Regions from separate parts of the Homo sapiens genome. Here region 1 is linked to region 2. A link is a contact called in ENCODE POLR2A ChIA-PET data. All regions are on one chromosome and are shown on one strand. The core of a region is the stretch at or near the end of the contact, and the rest is flanking DNA. Distances in the headings are between cores, read along the strand shown. Region 1 holds the start of MYCBP (MYC binding protein). Region 2 holds the start of PTPRU (protein tyrosine phosphatase receptor type U).

Region 1 (6,266 bases), core at 3,767-6,266, 9.6 Mb after region 2:
TGAATTCAAAAATGGTCTTAAAAATTAAGTTTGTTTTGCTAAATAACCACCAACCAAAAACTTTACCAGTAGTCAACATGCTCAAATCAACATTAAAATAAGATATACTTGAGTGGTTTCATATCTAATCACTCATATGAGCACTGCCTTGCTCTTCATCTATGGAACAAATTCCTCCTAGAATTTACTACTTAGATAAAAAACTCTAAATCAGTGGTTGGCCTTTTTGTGCATGGAACCCTTTGAAAAATCTAATAAAAGCAAAAAAAGTAAACACACACAAAAAAAATGTGGCTGGGCGCAGTGGCTCACACCTGTAATCCCAGCACTTTGGGAGGCCAAGGCGGGCAGATCACGAAGTCAGGAGATCAAGACCATCCTGGCTAACACAGTGAAACCCCGTCTCTACTAAAAAATACAAAAAATGAGCCAGGCGTGGTGGCGGGCGGCTGTAGTCCCAGCTACTCAGGAGGCTGAGGCAGGAGAATGGCGTCAACCCAGGAGGCGGAGCTTGCAGTGAGCCGAGATCGTGCCACTGCACTCCAGCCTGGGCGATGGAGCAAGACTCTGTCTCAAAAACAAAAAAACAAAACAAACAAACAAAAAAACAGTGATAGATATCTAGACCCCAAGTTAAGTCCTGTTGTAAACCAACTTACATACTTCCCTTTTGTTCTTTTAGAGTTTTAATAACTTACCAAAATAATATACAGTATGAAAAAATCACTATTTTTTGAGAAATTCATTTGGTTTTTTTTTTTTGTTTTTTTTTTTGAGATAGAGTTTTGCTCTTGTTGCCCAGGCTGGAGTGCAATGGCATAATCTTGGCTCACCACAACCCCCGCCTCCCAGGTTCAAGCGATTCTCCTGCCTCAGCCTCTCTAGTAGCTGGGATAACAGGCATGTGCCACCATGCCCGGCTAATTTTGTATTTTTAGTAGAGACGGGGTTTCTCTGTGTTGGTCAGGCTAGTCTCGAACTCCCAGCCTCAGGTGATCCACCCACCTCAGCCTCCCAAAGTTCTGGGATTACAGGTGTGAGCCACCACACCTGGCCAAATCCTCATTTTATAAGACATGAATATTAATACTCTACTCTCTCCTCCTCTTATTCCCCCACCCCATTTCTTTCAGCTTCTCATTTGTCACTGGTACTTGAAAGGTTGATAGTTGCAGAAGATACTGTAAATACAAAGTTTCCTGTGCTGTTCTATAGATGAAATGCACTTCCTTGTAATCAGACAAGAACTCTATACCCAATCATGCTCCCCTTTTTGCCTTCGCAGCCAGGATTTTTAGAGGTTGATATAGCGCTCAAAATAGCTAAAATGCTTCAGCTTCCAAATGATTTATCATCTTTAGCCATCCTTTCATAGTGTTTTAATGTTATAAACTATTTCAAATCATCTTGGAAATAAGCTGTAAAAATTTAGGCCAAAGTGGCTCATTCCTGAAATTCCAGCACTTTGAGAGGCCAAGACAGGAGGATTGCTTGAGCCCAGGAGTTTGAGATCAACCTGGGCAACACCCCAACTCTACAAAAAAAAAAAAAAATTGGCCAGGCATGATGGCTCACGCCTATAATCCCAGCACTTTGGTAGGCCGAGGCAGGCAGATCATGAGGTCAAGAGATTGAGACCATCCTGGCTAACATGGTGAAACCCCGTCTCTACTAAAAATACAAAAAAAATTAGCCGGGCATGGTGGCAGGCACCTGTAGTCCCAGCTACTTGGGAGGCTGAGGCAGGAGAATGGTGTGAACCCGGGAGGCGGAGCTTGCAGTGAGCAGAGATCGCACCACTGCACTCCAGCCTGGGTGACAGAGCAAGACTCCGTCTCAAAAAAAAAAAAAAAAAAAAATTAAAAATCAGCCGGACATGGTGGTGCGTGCCTGTAGTCTCAGCTACTTGGGTGCCTGAGGTGGGAGAATTGCTTGAACCTGGGAGATTAAGACTGCACTGAGACATGACTGCACCACTGCACTCCAGTCTGGGCGACAGAGACCTTGTCTCGAAAAAATATATATATGTAAATTAAATTTGTGAGGCTGGGCACAGTGGGTCACGCCTGTAACGTCAACACTTGGGGAAGCTAAGGCAGAAGGATCACTTGAGGCCAGGCATTCCTGGGTGACAGAGTGAGACTCTGTCTCAAAAAAAATAAAAAGTAAAAACAAATAGAGGCCGGGCGCGGTGGCTCACGCCTGTAATCCCAGCACTTTGGGAGGCCGAGGCGGGTGGATCATGAGGTCAGGAGATCGAGACCATCCTGGCTAACAAGGTGAAACCCCGTCTCTACTAAAAATACAAAAAATTAGCCGGGCGCGGTGGCGGGCGCCTGTAGTCCCAGCTACTCGGGAGGCTGAGGCAGGAGAATGGCGTGAACCCGGGAAGCGGAGCTTGCAGTGAGCCGAGATTGCGCCACTGCAGTCCGCAGTCCGGCCTGGGCGACAGAGCGAGACTCCGTCTCAAAAAAAAAAAAAAAAAAAAAAAAAAAAACAAATAGAATTGTGTAAAGCACCTATGTTTGGAGCTGAAAATCAAATTTTTAATAAATCACATCAATACTGTGTTGGCTGATGTTATTTAGGAGCCTGGAAATCTAAGGAGATTGAGAGGTTAAATTCTAGTGGAGGGCGGTGGCTCACACCTGTAATCCCAGCACTCTGCGGGGCTGAGGTGAGCGGATCACCTGAGGTAAGGAGTTCAAGACCAGCCTGGCCCATGTGGTGAAACCGCCTCTCTACTAAAAATACAAAAAATTAGCTAAGCATGGTGGCACATGCCTGTAATCCCAGCTACTTGGAAGGCTGAGGCAACACAATCGCTTGAACCCGGAGGTGGAGGTTGCAGTGAGCCGAGATCATGCCGCTGCACTCCAGCCTGGGCAACATCTTCTGTGTAGTCAGTTACCGCCTACAACTGTCATTTTTCTGCCTTTTACCATTCAGTCTTTCACTTGCTCCATCCAACCACTCTGGCCTCCTTAGACTTCCTGAAACTCTGTTTCTTTCAGGTTTCTGGTCAAAAATTACTTCTTAAGAAAGGCCTTCCCCCCATCACCCTATATAAAATGACACACACATCCCACCTGTCACTTTTTTTTTTTTTTTTTTTTGGAGACAGAGTGTCACTGTTGCCCAGTGGCACAATCACAACTCACTGCAGCCTTGACCTCCTGGGCTCAGGTGATTCTCTCACCTCAGCCTCCACAGTAGCTAGATTACAGGCACACACCATGCCCAGCAATTTTTTTTTTTTTTTAAGAGATGGGAGTTTTGCCATGTTGCCCAGGCTGGTCTTGAGCTCCTGGCCTCTAGCAGTCCACCCACCTCAGCCTCCCAAAGTGCTGAGATTACAGGCATGAGCCACGTGCCTGGCCTCACCTGTTACTCTTTATCCCTAACTTTGCTGTATTTTTATCTGTACCACTTACCACTAGCTGACACTACATATTTATTTATGTATTTCTCTCCCTCAACTAGGATATAAGCTTATGAGAGCCGAGACTTTTATCCTCCCCTGCTTATCTCCAGTGTGCAGAACAGACACCTGAGTAAAATTATTAAATGAAAGAAATGAACGTAAGGAGTTTTTAGACGGAATGACATTCAAAGCATCTGTGACACTTTCAGAGACAACATAGCACAGTACTTTCACAGAGTAGTCCCTTAAGACTTGCTGAAGTTTATTTGCAAAGAGGTAAACTATTATCTGAACCCCAAATAGGTAGCAATTCAAAATTACTAGCCTTCTTTCTTCTAAGACCCAGGAGTTATGCTCCTAGAATTTTCCTCTAAACTTTGCTTCTGTCCAAAGGGCAGTTACCAATTTATTTCCCACTTCCCAAACTTCCTAGTTTCATATGACCCAAGTCCTCATCCCTGCGAACAATTCCATTCTACACCCTTGAATATCCCAGTGAGTTGAGTGACACATAGCAGGCATTCAAATTAGTGCTAAGCCAATAAAGTAAACTGTACCCTACCCCTTGAAATCCTCCTGTTTCCAACACTTTACTCATCTACTTAACTTAGATCTTGAAGCCACGAATGAAGAGATACAGCGTTAACAGTAAGCTTTCATTTTAAAAAGTGAAAACAATGTAACCACCTTGATATGCCCTCGAGCTCTTTAAGCTGTAATTCTACTTTATGAAATATACACAAAATAAGAATTGACACAGACAGACTAAGGAATGGGGGCTGAAAAGCCACAGCCAAATTCGCTATGAATCTCCTACTTTGGGGATTAGGCTCACTCAGCTACTTCATAGCCCACTTGGAAATTCGGTCATTTTTCCAGTTGCTCTTTGTTGGAGGGAAACTTTCTTAACAAGATTCTGAGGACTCCATAAAAACCGTAAGGTGGGAGGAATTGGGATCTGAAGGTCCTTGGCAAACATGTCCACTGCGGCTGCTGGAGGCAAAGCAACGGAAGTTGAAGAGACTTTGCAACAGCTGCAAGAGTTTCACTCCCGGTGCGGAGAAGGGTAGCGGAGCTAGGCTACCCCACCCGGGCGGCGTCCAGCAGCCAGGTCCCTGCTGAACCCCGAGGCCCACCTCGCTGGACCCCGGACGGGCCCCATCTGTTTCCCCTCCTTCCCCACGCTACGGCCCGCTGGGGAACGGGGCAGCGCCGGGGAGCACGACGAGGGCACGAGGTACCCTCTCCTAGCCCAGGCTCACCCTTGGTCAGCGTGTCCAGCACCCCCGACTTCTCCAAGTACCTCCGGAACTGCTCACGCTTCGAGTCGGCGGCCTGAAGAGACACCGGGGGTCAGTGGCCAGAGCCCGGGAGCCGAGCAGGAAGAAGGCGCTGGGAGTCCGGCAACCCCGCCTCCGCCTCACTACCTCGGGGCCCTCCCGCCCAAACCTGCGCGCGCGACCCCACTCCCACCCAGAGCCGACCAGCGGCTTGCTACCGCCCGCATGCCCCCAGCCACGCCGCGCCCCCCTCACTTTGTAATGGGCCATAGTGACAGCGGCAGCGGCGTAGCTGGCGCCGGAGACCGCGACTGGCGGGTTGGGAGCAGCACTGCTCATGCGCGGAAGGGGGCGCGCGCCTGCGCACTTGCAAACCACCGGCCGGGATCGCCGAGGTGTGGCCTGTTTTCATGGCGACCAGGACGCTCTGCATCCCCAGTAGCAGGCTGAGCCGAGGGAGGCTGCGTATGCCCGCCCCTCTGGCTGTCGGAGCCGCACCTCTTCCTCTTCCGGCCCCCGTAGCAATTAGGTTTCTTTGCAGGAGGTGAGATTTTGGTACCTCTGTCCTGGCGTCCGGAGGCAGGGCCCGGGAGCATTGAGACTATTGCGAGAGAAAGGACCGCCGCACGGTGGTAGCGAGCGCATCTTTTTCATCTGGGACCTCGGAAACTGTGGTGACCCATAGGTGCTGGGCTTCTTGGCTCTCGTCCTGAGAAAGTGCTCACAGTGCTTTGCAGTAGCCGAGGAGGGTGTTTAGAATCATATATTTTGGCTTCAGCTTTTATCTTTGGAGTCTCCTTGAGTCGTGGCTGACTTGATGTGGGCCTCTGGAGGATGAGCAGTAACGAGCTTGCAGTAGCTTTTGAGCCAGGCACTGTAGAAAACACGGGTATTTTAAATTTTAATCCTTACAACACCCCTGTAGGGTGGGTATTGTTAATTAAGTGGAGTGGTTAGATGTCCAGTGAGTAGAGTCGAGTCCAATCCGGGCAATGAATCACGATGCTATGAACTGGTGAAGGAAAGCCACGGATCTTCTTAAGATTTTATTTACTAGGTAGCAACATGTGATTATACTCAAGACACATCAGGATGCCAGTCTAGAAGGAAACTTACGTGATTGTGTTCCAGGGGCAAACAGAATTAACCCAGTGTCCAAGGTGGAATTGTATAGATCAAGAACCATTTCCTAAGGCTGTGGTCTCTTCAAAGAGAAAACCTGATCAAACCATTTAGCCTCAATTCTGAACATGTGATTTTCCCAAAATCAGTTACATTCGAAAGGATATCATTTAAAAAAAAAAAAATCCTGATTTGACAACTCTATGTCTTTGAATTTAGAAGTGTTGCTTCACAATCTCGAATTAGAGCTGTTTTTCTCTTGCTTAAATGAGTTTGCAGTTGTCTGTCTTAACAGCTGGTCTTTAGAGCTGCCCCTATCTATTTTTTCTGTGCCCCACGACCACTAGGCTACTTCTCTGATAATATATATAATGTCTAAAAGCCAACCGCTGTTTAGATCTGAAGATCTGTGGGAACCCGCCTACCAATGAGATTGTTCG
Region 2 (6,167 bases), core at 3,488-5,987:
GTCTGAAGAGAAGTGCTCTGGGATGGGGTGGGATGGGGTGGGGGCTCTTGGAGGAGGTGCTGTTAGAGCCAGCCCTGTGATTCAAAATCTTCTGTGTGCATAAAAATAATCCGAGGTCCCATCTTAGACCTACTGAATTAGAATCTTGCGGATGGGGGTTCCAGGAATCTACATCCTTACAAGCTCCCAAGAATATTCTGATGCAGGTGTCCCAGGAAACAGGTTTTAAGATACTGAGCCAGGGCTTTGAAGGATAAGGAAGAGTTCCTTTCCTGGATTTTATTGACTTGAAGCTTGCCATCTCCAAGCCTTTCCTCTGAGGAAGAGAGCACAGCAAAGTACTGTGAGCTAGATTTGGACAAACCTGGCTTTATGTCCTAGCTCTGCCATTTTCCAGCCATTTGATTTCGGACAAGTCACCAGGCCTCTCTGTGTCTTCACTTTCTTACTCTTAAAATGGAAGGAATACTAGTTATCTGTTTCAAGATTGTTGTGAGGGTCAAGTGAGATATTATCCACTTGAAGCATTTAGTACAATGCTTGGCACATGGAAGCATTTGATAAATATTATCGGGGGTTATTGTGATTAAATGAGAAATATCACACATAAAACCCTCAGACTAGGGTCTGGCTTATAGTATGTGCTCACTAAATGTCTGTACTTGTTTTTATTATTAGAGAAAGTTGGTGTCCCATGGTGGGGGAAAGGCTTGGCCCCACATTTATGTGCCAGCACACACACGATGACCAGTCCTGCTTACCCTTTTCCCCAGTGACACATAGGCTTACTTGAACTGGGAAGTACAACGTAACCTTCTGTTGTAAGACTCCCTAGGTGACATTGAGATGTCGACATTCTCTTCTTCACCAAATTGGCTCCTCTGAATTTCTGGGGAGCCCAGTCAGGAAGCCTGAAGAATCATCCAGCAAGTCCTCCTCCTTGGGGCTGGACTTTAGCCTCCTGTGCATCCCAATAGCCCTCACTTTTAGTCTAGGCCATCTGGGTTCTTGCAGGGGCATAGTTTGAGAACTACTGACTGAGGGGTTCAAGTCCAATTTCCTGGACTTGCATTCAAGATTCTTTGCACTCTGACTCCCACACTGCATTTCCAGCTTCATCTTCTCCTGTTGGACCGTGCATAGCCTGTGATCCAGCTGCATCTGATACCCGTCTTCCCCAGTGTGTCTTGTGCCTTTATTCAGGCCACTCCTTCTGCCTGAAATGCTGTTCCCTGCCTCGGAAACTCCAGGTTCAGATGTCATTTCTTTGATGTTTCAAAACTCCCTAGGTCATCTGCTGCTGCCTTTGTGTTTTCCCTGGAGCTGTGTTATGGCCTTTAGTACATCGTCTCTTATTTATTCCCCTCCAGGCAAGACTGGAGCCATGTTTGGTTTATCTCCATAACACCAGCACCCGATATGAGCCTGGCACAGGGTAGGTGTCATAAATATTCCATGAGTTGCAGGTAATTGAATTTCCTCATGGCCTAGAACGGTCTGTGGTGCCATCTCCTTTTCCCTAGATTTGGGCTGGTCACTCCAGGCCAGGAATTTCCTTCTTCCTTCTTCTCTCAAGGATTATAGAAGTCTGTGGTCTTTTTTTTTTTTTTTTTTTTTTTTTGAGACAGAGTTTTGCTCGTTGCCCAGGCTGGAGTGCAATGGCGCGATCTTGGCTCACTGCAACCTCCGCCTCCCAGGTTCAAGCAATTCTCCTGCCTCAGCCTCCTGAGTAGCTGGGATTACAGGTGCCCGCAACTACGTCTGGCTAATTTTTGTATTTTTTTTTTTTTTAGTAGAGACAGGGTTTCACCATGTTAGTCAGGCTGGTCTCAAACTCCTGACCTCGCCTCTGCCTCCCAAAATGCTGGGATTACAGGTGTGAACCACTGTGCCCGGCTGAAGTTTGTGGTCTTTTAAAAGTAAAGCAGAAAGTCCTCTTCTCATCTGTCTACCTGTTGCTTGTGTTCTCTTTCTCCCTCCATTATAGTCTCTGCCATCTTCCCCTGCACAAAGGGCAAAGGGATGTGGAATCAGTCAGATCTGGGTTCAAATCTAGGGCCCGCCGTCTATTTACTAGCTGTGTCACCTTAGGCAAGTGTCATATGCTCTCTGAACCTCAGTTTCCACACCCGTAAAATGGGATCACTGGTAAAACTCCTATTTTGAGGCTCTCTCAAGAGCCCTCTGCAAACAGCACCCTTGGTTGTTTCTTCTGTTCACTGGTTTTCTCTCCTTGAGTTTCCTTTTCTGGGTGGGCCTCTCTGGCTCCTCTCTGCTCCAGCGTCTCTGTATCTTAGTTTCTTCCCTAAGGTTTCCCCTTGGTTTCTTCTTGCTTCTGCCTCCCTCTCCCTATTTAATTATCTGTGTCTAATTCTTGCCTGCTGTGTCTTTTGGTCCCTTTCCTAACTCAGTGTGGAGCTCATCAGCTCTCACAAGAGAGGAGACCAAGAGCCCAGGAACTCTCAACCCAGCGATACCTCCTCCAGCCCCAGGGCAGCTTCAAGGTGTGTCCATCTCAGCATGAAGCCAGCTAGGAGGGGCAGGGCACAGGGAGGGCCTACATATACCTTGAACTCCTACGCTTTGTTCAGTGTCACTGCCCAGTGGTCAGACCCATCTGCCCATGGCTTTCCCTACTTCAGCAGTCTTTATAGCTGGAGCTGTAAAAAAAAAAAAACAAAAAAAAAAAAACCCAGAGATCAGAACTTATTACTCCTTATTACTCCTCTGCTTAATTACTCCACTTCAGTGGCCTCCCATTAATTACTCTTAGGGTTGAACCTCAAGCCCCTTCCTTGCTCATAGTTTCTTGCCTGACCTACAGACCCTGCTGACTTGTCTAGCTGCACCTGGCTCCCTTCTGCCCCTGACTCACTCCATGCCAGCTGCCCGGCTTCCTTGCAGCTGCTTGTACCCACCAGCTCCTGCCTTTGCACAGGCTGTCCCCTCTGACTGCAATGTTCCTCTCCACTGATTTGCATGAGGTTGGCTCCTTCTCATACTTCAGGTCTCAGTTCAAATGTCACCATGTCACTTCTATAGCAAAGCCCTCTTGGACCACTTATCTAAAGGAGATGCCCCTTCCCTATGTTCTTTATCATTATACTCCCTCGTTTCCTTTAGCTTGCATATCTTAGATGGTAATGATATATTTATGTACATGTTTGCTGTTGGGCTCTCCTAATAGAATGTAAGATTCATGAAGGCTAGGACCATTTCCCTTTCATTCATTCCATCCAGTCAGTATTTATTGAGCATCAATTACGTGCCAGAGGCCGGGCGCGGTGGCTCACGCCTGTAATCCCTGCACATTGGGAGACTGAGGCAGGTGGATCACCTGAGGTCAGGAGTTCCAGACCAGCCTGGCCAACATGGTGAAACCCTGTCTCTACTAAAAATACGAAAATTAGCCGGGCGTGGTGGTGGGCACCTGTAATCCCAGTTACTTGGGAGGCTGAGCCAGGAGAATTGTTGGAGCCTGGGAGGCAGAGGTTGCAATGAGCCAAGACTGCGCCATTGCACTCCAGCCTGGGCAACAAGAGTGAAACTCCATCTTGAAATAAAATAAAATAAAATAAAATAATAAAAACATGCCATATACTGGGCACGGAAATACAAGATGAGTCTTTTCCCAAGGGAGCTCATTTCTAGAGGTGGAGACAGATAATGAACTCATCATATAGCCCGCACTCTATTTGAAATTGCAACAATTCCCCTTCCCTTCCCTGTCCCCCCACCACCCCCAAATTTCCTGGTGTATGAGACAGTGATAAAGGACGTACACCAGAGGGTTTGCTTTTTTGTTTTTGTTTTTTTGGTTGTTTACTGTTCTTGTCTTCCCACTGGAATGTAAGGTCCATGAGAGTAGGGAATTTTTGTCTGTTTTATATCTCTACCCTGGCCTATAGTAATTGTTGAATAAATGAATAGACCCCAATAAATATTTGTTGAATGAATAGGTGTCCAGATGGGAGGAAGGTCTCAGCCCCTATTCAATTCAAACCAAACAACTTTGATTCAAATCTCGGTGCTGTCAAATACTGTTGCATAACAGTATTTATGCAGTATAATTATTGCATACCTAATATATGATGATTAAATGAGTCCATGTGGGTTAAACACATAGAAGGTACCTGGTCTTACATAGTAATGAGCAACGAGTTTGCAGATCATAGTGCGAGGGCTCGTTCTGGGTAGAGGCCCAAATACATTTAACCTGTGTAGCCAGAAGGTAGAGTAGGACCAGTGAGGGCTAGTGAGGGAGGTAGACTTGCACGTCATGAAATGAAAAACTTTCTAAAAGCCGGCGTTTCCAAAGCCCCAACAACCGCTCTTGGCCAGGTGATGAGCGCCCTGTTCCTGGAGGTATGTAGAACACGCATTTGAAGGCGCCAAGGTACAAGGGATTCAGGCATCGGATGGGACAGAGGCCGGGTGTCCCTGGGTCACCGTCCCTGAGAGCGCTGTACGGGAGCTAGGCGTGGGCCATGAGCGTGCTCGCCTGGCAGTGTTGGTGCCCGGTCCGTGGAGACGTCCGTGGGCGTCCAGACCCAGCCGCGGGGCCTCATGGCGGGGAGGATGCGGGAGCGGGGGAGGGGCGCGCCAGGGCTAGCGGGCGGCCGGACCCGCTGCAGCACCCGCCGTGGCCAGCAGGGAGCGCCGCGAGACCGCCGAACCCGCGGCCGGGCCTGACGTCAGCGCCCCGCTTGCTCCGGCTCGCGCTCTGGACTCGGCGCCAGTCCCGCTCCGCGCCGCGCCGCTCCGCTCCGGCTCGGGCTCCGGCTCGCCTCGGGCTGGGCTCGGGCTCCGGGGGCGGCGTCCCCCGCGCCGGGCCCCGGGACGGGCGGCGACGCTCCAACCATGGCCCGTGCCCAGGCGCTCGTGCTGGCACTCACCTTCCAGCTCTGCGCGCCGGAGACCGAGACTCCGGCAGGTAAGCGCGCGGCGGCCGGACCGAGCCTGCCCCGCCGAGCCTCGGGGCCCGTGGCGTAGCTCGGAAGAAAGTGTGAGTGTTGAGTGACCGGGCGTTACGAGCGTGCTCCCTGTGTGTGTCTGAGCGTAGGATGGGCGATTGTGTGCCCGGGGTGTTGCGTGACTGCGAATGTTGTGTGTCCGTGAGTTCTGTGCGCAAGAAAAGGTGATGTGTGTCGGCGAGTATGTTGGGGGTGAATGTTGTGTGCATCGAGGCATTGGGTGTGCGCTGAGTGTCTTGTGGGTCTGCCAGTGTGTAGTGTTTGTGTGGCCAAGTGGGTTGTGTGTGCATCTGAGTTTGGTTGTGTTGCGGGAGTTGTATCTGCTAATGTGTTGCATTTGTTTGCATTTTGTATGCCTGGCCGGGAGTGCTGTTTGTTTTGTGTCTGCGAGTGGGTTGTGTGTTTGTGTTATGCCTGTGGCCAAGGGTGCTCTCTGGATCCCGCCTGAGTGTGGATCCGGGAACGCGTGTGTGGCGTGTGTGCTTTTGAGATCCGTGTACATGTGTGAAGGCGTGGGAACGGGTCCGGAACGTGTGTGTCCGTGCGCTGTGTACGTGTGGGGAGTGTCTAGGGTATGTGGTGTGTGCTGCCGGGGGCCGCGTGGGTCCGAGTGAATGCCAAGTGTGCCGGGAATGCGTGTGTGGGAGCGAGTCTGGAACGGATGTGAGTGTGTGCGAATGTGTCCGTGTGTGCTGGCTGCGCGTCCAGGAATGTTGCGAGTGTGGAGCGCGCCTGGGCCGCGGCTGCGAGTGTGCCCTGGTCCCGGGGCCGCCCGAGGGGGCGGTGGCAGGACGTGTGTGCGCGCGTGTGCGTGTGCGCGTGTGTGGCGCGCTGGGCCGGAACAAGTTGTCGCGGCGGCGCCCCCTGGGCTGCCCGGGTCGGGCAGGGCCCGAGGCTCAGGGGAGGACCGGGCCCCGCGGCCGCCGCCTCGGGCATGTCGGACTGTTTGTTGTTTCGCAAGTTCCGCGCGGCGCTGGCGGGCGGCTGATCCGAGGCGGCGCCGGGGCTGCGGGGCGCCCGGGCCAGCGGGCCCCAGCGAGGGGCCGGCGGGCGGGCAGGGGAGGGCCGGACCGGCGGGCGCTCCTGCGGTGGCCGGGCCGCGGCTGCGCCCCGGGCGGCCGGGCGGGGGCTGTCCCCGGGCTGGGCTGCGACGTCCGGGCGCGGGCAGGGCCTGGCTCGCCGCCGGGGGACGGC

The links. ChIA-PET counts read pairs that join two places held with the same protein, here RNA polymerase II (POLR2A).
Region 1: POLR2A ChIA-PET joins it to region 2 with 14 read pairs in activated T-cell. The contact joins the promoter of MYCBP here to the promoter of PTPRU in region 2. POLR2A ChIA-PET finds 5 or more read pairs at or near these places in 2 of 52 experiments (HepG2 and activated T-cell).

Annotation. Positions count from the first base shown.
Region 1 is chr1:38,868,332-38,874,597 of GRCh38, forward strand. It overlaps MYCBP (MYC binding protein), which reads right to left and starts at 5,017. Exons shown (of 5, transcript NM_012333.5): 1 at 4,960-5,017; 2 at 4,687-4,759. The coding sequence starts at 4,974. GJA9 (gap junction protein alpha 9) reads right to left here. Exons shown (of 2, transcript NM_030772.5): 2 at 5,738-6,266. The coding sequence ends at 6,220. The region is part of intron 1 of RRAGC-DT (RRAGC divergent transcript); the gene reads left to right. All of the region lies in intron 1 of GJA9-MYCBP (GJA9-MYCBP readthrough), which reads right to left. RefSeq lists an enhancer at 4,051-4,573.
Region 2 is chr1:29,231,785-29,237,951 of GRCh38, forward strand. It overlaps PTPRU (protein tyrosine phosphatase receptor type U), which reads left to right and starts at 4,738. Exons shown (of 30, transcript NM_133178.4): 1 at 4,738-4,933. The coding sequence starts at 4,861. RefSeq lists a silencer at 4,541-4,860.